Regions from separate parts of the Homo sapiens genome. Here region 1 is linked to region 2. A link is an interaction called in ENCODE POLR2A ChIA-PET data of the cell type or tissue named here. Cell type or tissue: B cell. All regions are shown on one strand.

The links. Peaks named below come from ENCODE experiments on the same cell type or tissue, not always from the same donor. Only the 100,000 strongest peaks of a DNase experiment are listed, where the experiment ranks them.
Region 1: POLR2A ChIA-PET joins it to region 2 with 19 read pairs; 3 of 35 experiments call an interaction of 5 or more read pairs at or near these places.

What each region holds. Positions count from the first base shown.
Region 1 is chr16:10,890,321-10,892,820 of GRCh38, reverse strand. The region is part of intron 1 of CIITA (class II major histocompatibility complex transactivator); the gene reads right to left. Among named protein-coding and RNA genes, the nearest start is that of CIITA, 14 kb to the right of the region's middle. In B cell, no CTCF peak of the experiment used is centred here; DNase peaks (open chromatin) are centred at 960, 1,498 and 1,700; H3K4me3 peaks cover 2,181 bases; H3K27ac peaks cover 2,500 bases.
Region 2 is chr16:10,751,926-10,754,425 of GRCh38, reverse strand. NUBP1 (NUBP iron-sulfur cluster assembly factor 1, cytosolic) reads right to left here. Exons shown (of 11, transcript NM_002484.4): 4 at 1,748-1,816. Among named protein-coding and RNA genes, the nearest start is that of NUBP1, 9.3 kb to the right of the region's middle. In B cell, no CTCF peak of the experiment used is centred here; a DNase peak (open chromatin) is centred at 1,155; H3K4me3 peaks cover 550 bases; H3K27ac peaks cover 1,572 bases.

The sequences.
Region 1 (2,500 bases), 140 kb before region 2:
GCTGGGATTACAGGTGCTCACCACCATGACCAGCTAATTTTTGTATTTTTAGTAGAAATGGGGTTTTGCCATGTTGGCCACGCTGGTCTTGAACTCCTGACCTCAGGTGATCCTCCAATCTCAGCTTCCCAAAGTGCTGGGATTACAGGCATGAGCCACTGCACCCAGCCCCTTAACTTAATTCTATCTGCAAAGACCCTTTTCCCAAATAAAGTCACACTGACAGGTTCCAGGGATTTGACATGGACATATCTTTTGGGGGGCCACCTTTCAACCCACCACACATGACATGCAGATGAAGGCTGGAAAGAAACAGAGGGAGCTTCCTGGAGGAGGTAAGAGGAGAGCTGGCCCTGAAGCTGGAAGACCAGAGGGAGGCTCCTACTGCCCTGTTCTGGGCCCAGAAGAGAATACATTGAAGAGTAAGCTCATGAGAAAACACACACTCAACTTGCCACCCCATTCCTGAGACTCATTTTCTTTTTCTTTTTTTTTTTGAGACAGAGTCTCACTCTGTCGCCCAGGCTGGAGTGCAGTGGTGCAATCTTGGCTCACTGCAACCTCTGCCTCCCGGATTCAAGCAATTCTCCTGCTTCAACCTCCCAAGTAGCTGGCATTACAGGCACCCGCCACCATGCCTGGCTAATTTTTTTATTTTTAGTAAAGATGGGGTTTCACCATGTTGGTCAGGCTGGTTTCGAACTCCCGACCTCAGGTGATCCACCCGCCTTGGCCTCCCAAAGTGCTGGGATTACAGGTGTGAGCCACCACACCCGGCCCAGAGACCCATTTTCTTTCACGCATCCACAGCTTTCACTGCCTGGGGAGAGGCTCAGCACAGACCCCCGGATGTCACAGAGAATGATCTTTCCAGTCCAAGCTGGGGCACTGGCTGGGCCCACTTGTTCATGACGGTTGAGCGGGGGCTGCAGGAACCCAAACATAACCGGCTTGCAGCGAGATCCCAGCCAACCATGACTAGAGGAAGCAGAACTGAAAGATGGGGCCACCGCCCTTTTCCTGGAGCAGGGCCAAAGCTGGGAGATGGTTGGGGGTGAGATGCTCCACCTCTCCCAGCCCCTTGGTCAGGGACACAGGCACAAAATCTGTTCTCTCAGAGCAGTGAGAAAAGACACCTTTGCCCCAGCTCCTGCCTGATGCCCGCCTCCCATTCCACCCATGCTCTTTATTAAGAACCTACATTGCAGCAATCTGCCTCCTCTTTGAGGCAGTGTGATCTCGTGACAAGAGCTCCAGACTGATCCTAGCAACTCCGTGAATGAGTTGTGTGACTTTGGACTTTGGGCCATATCTATAAAATGATTCCATATCTATAACATTTCTATAAGATAATTCCATATCTATAAAATAATAAGTTACCCAAACTCAGTTTTCTCACAGGGCATTGGGTCTGCCAGGGACCTTCAAGCTTGACCTCTTTCCTTCACTCTGCAGATGACAAGACTGAGACCCCGGGAAGGACGTGACTTGCACAAGACCTCATAGCCTGTCGGTGGCTGCCCCTGCCCCTTCTCCCCCACTCCCCCTGCCAAGACTCCCAGGCTGGTGCTCTTTCCCCCCAGTCAAAATGTTCCCAATGAAATGATCACCCTTGTCCTGTCTGGGCTCAAGCATAGAGACACAGGTGGTATCACAGATGGGGGATGGTGGGAGGGACCGCAGGGAGGAGCCTGGAGACATTTAGCCCACCCCCACTTATTGATGAGCTCTGCTTCAAACTCTGGATGACACTGCTGTGTGGTTAAGCACACAGTCAGAGAAATAAATTGAGAAGGGAAAGAAGGCAAGTATCGTGAGCTTTGGCGTAAAATTTACCAACTTTGAGACTACCCCTACCTACCAACACACTGTAACCTGGGCAAGTTCATTTTTTAAACCACTTGGAGCCTCAGTTTCCATATCTATAAAATGCGAATAATAATTGGCAACTCACAAGGATTAGGGGAGTTAAGTCACGCGGAGCCCTTAGCAATGGGACTGGCAATCAGTAAGTGCTGAATGAACAGAAGTTTAAGGCAGCACAGCTTCTACATGGTGAGTATAATATGTGTGATGGCCATCATTATTAGTTTGCTTCTTACGTTTGTGAGAGTGACAAAGGGACCCTTTCCCTTCCATTTCTTCCGAGGTCAAACTTTGTGAAGCCGAGCTTTCTGTTCTTTTGCATAAGGGGACCCTGCAGACTTCATAGGAACAAGAAGGGCCCCATAGGCCGGGCATGGTGGCTCACATCTGTAGAAATTCCAGCACTTTGGGAGTCCAAGGCAGGAGTATCACCTCAGTCCAGGAGTTTGAGACCAGCCTGGGCAACATGGTGAAGCCCTATCTCTACAAATAACACAAAACTTAGCTGGGCGTGGTGATGTGCATCTGTAGAACCAGCTACTCAGGAGGCTGAGGTGGGAGGATAGCTTGAGCCTGGGGAGGTGTCAAGGCTGCAGTGAACTGAGATTGCACCACTGCACTCCAGCCTGGGTGA
Region 2 (2,500 bases):
ACTAAAAATACAAAAAATAGCTGGACGTGGTGGCGTGTGTCTGTAATGCCAGCTATTCAGGAGGCTGAGGCAGGAGAACTGCTTGAGCCCGGGAGGCGGAGGTTGTGGTGAGCCGAGATCGCGACACTGCACTCCAGCCTGGGCAACAAGAGTGAAACTCTGTCTCAATAAAATAAATAAAATAAAATAAAATAAAATAAAATAAAATAAACCCCACAAAACCATTCATTCCTATTTACACTCGTTTGCTAAGTCCATTTGTCTTAAAAGAGGGGTAAACAGGATGATCCAATAGTGCAGGAGAAGAAAATAGGGAAACTTCTATTTTCTTTTATTTTAAAATTTTCTGTTTCATGAAATAATTACGTGTGATGACAGTAGCTTATACCTTCACTGTGGCGTGTGCTACCAAATCCATTGGGGTATGTGACCAAGCCTCACAGGGTGACATCGCTCTCCTTCCCTACTCCCTCGGAAGCAAACCCCAAGGCCTTAGAAGTGCCTGCAAGGCCGGCCCCATCTGCTTCGGGCCACCCTCCAGCCCCTCTGGTCACTCCACTGAGGACACAAGGACACCTTGTGTCAGCGGCCCATGCAGTTGCTCCCTTAGCCCAGAATGCCCTTCCCCCAGCTCTCCCCTCCTGTCATCCTCTGCTCAAATGCTATCCCTCAGTGAGGGCACCTTTGACCACCCCTCAGCCCCTCTGACTCTGCCCTACTGTCCATCCCCTCACTCTGGGTTGGTTTCACATTATCTAGCATCTGCCTTCTCCCACCCAGACAGGGGTCTTCATGGACCTTGTTCACCACTGCATCCCCAAAACAGGATTAATGCATTCCTGGCACTAATTAAAGAAAGAACCAATCTTGAGACTCTCGGGACATCCCAGCACCCCCAGCCCCAGCTTCCATGCACTGCCCTTGGGGGAATCCTCTCTTGGAGAGCTTCTTGCTAGCAAGAAGAGGCCAGCAACTACATAGACTGCTACAGCCCTGCCCCCAGCCCACATCGCTCACCCGCCCTGCAGTCTCAGTTCCCCAGGGGAGACCACAAGGGCAGAAATATTCCCTTGCTTCCAGGGTACAGACCCATAGCAAGCCCTGGTCTAATGTTCCCAGTCAGAGCTAAATTTCCGTGTCTTACTTCTGCATTTCACTGGCTGTTTCCCTTCCCCTCTGAGGAGGCATCGAAACCAATGCTTCTCCAATGGTGTAGACAGACTTCATATACAATCCCGCCCCTCCCCCGCCAAGACTCACAGTTGTTGTTAAAAGTAGACAGATGGACTACTGAGCATGTATGAGCTCCTCATGTCCACATAAACATTTACAGGCCAGGTGCGGTGGCTCACGCCTGTAATCCTAGCACTTTGGGAGGCTGAGGCAGGTGATCACTAGAGGTCAGGAGGTGGAGCCCAGCTTGGCCAACGTAGTGAAACCTGGTCTCTACCAAAAATACAAAAATTAGTTGGGCATGATGGCACACCACTGTAGTCCCAGCTACTCAGGAGGCTGAGCACAAGAATCGCTTGAACCCAGGAGGTGGAGGTTGCAGTGAGCTGAGGTTGCACCACTGCACTCCAGCCCGGGCGACAAGAGTGAGACCTTGTCTCAAAAACAACAAAACAAAACAACAACAAAAAAACATTTATGGGCTCCGCATGCCTCTTTGTTGAGGTTTGACAGTTCAGTGCTACAGAGTTTGCCTTAAGAGAATAATTTCCTGAGTTCTGTAACCGGCTATTACCTGCTCTCCTTCCAATCCCATTATCTTGGGAATCGATGGCCCACATATATCGATGTCTAGAAGAGCAATCTGGGGACAAGAAGAGACCAAAGCGGTTATATAACTGAATGCACACACTCCAGACACACACAACTAGGAGGGGAGCGGGGTTAGAGGAAAAGGACAGGGGAGAAGACAGAAACTGGGTTAAACTTGGAGCCATCAGATTCTCCTGAGGGAGAGTCCTAACGCTGATCTCAAGGTTCATAAACACTGATGCCCCCATTCCCCTACCCCTCAGCCTGGCTGAGCTCCTCAAGGGTGATCTTACAGACCTGGCTGTCAGGTCACTTGGAGGCTCGGGCTCAGACCTTGTTTACTGAGCCCTGGTTGGAGGAGACGGGGAAAGGGACCTAGCGCCTGTTTGGCTTGTGTGACAGAATGGATGGAACAGCCAAGAGACGGCAGTGTTGGAGCCACCCTAAACAGCTCTCTTTTGCTCACCCCTCACCAAGCCTTGGTCTCTGCATCTTAAATTTTTCTCAAACTCATCCTATCTTGTTCAGGAGTCTCAGATACAAGCCAAATCTAGACTATTTAAGCAGAATATGAATGTATTAAAAAATATTGGGGGCTGGGTGCAGTGGCTCACGCCTGTAATCCCAACACTTTGGGAGGCTGAGGCGGCCATGTGCCTAGAAGGTAAGTATCATTATCTCTGGTTTACAGAGGAGGAAACTGAGGTTCAGAGGGGACCAGTTCAATAAGCAGGGA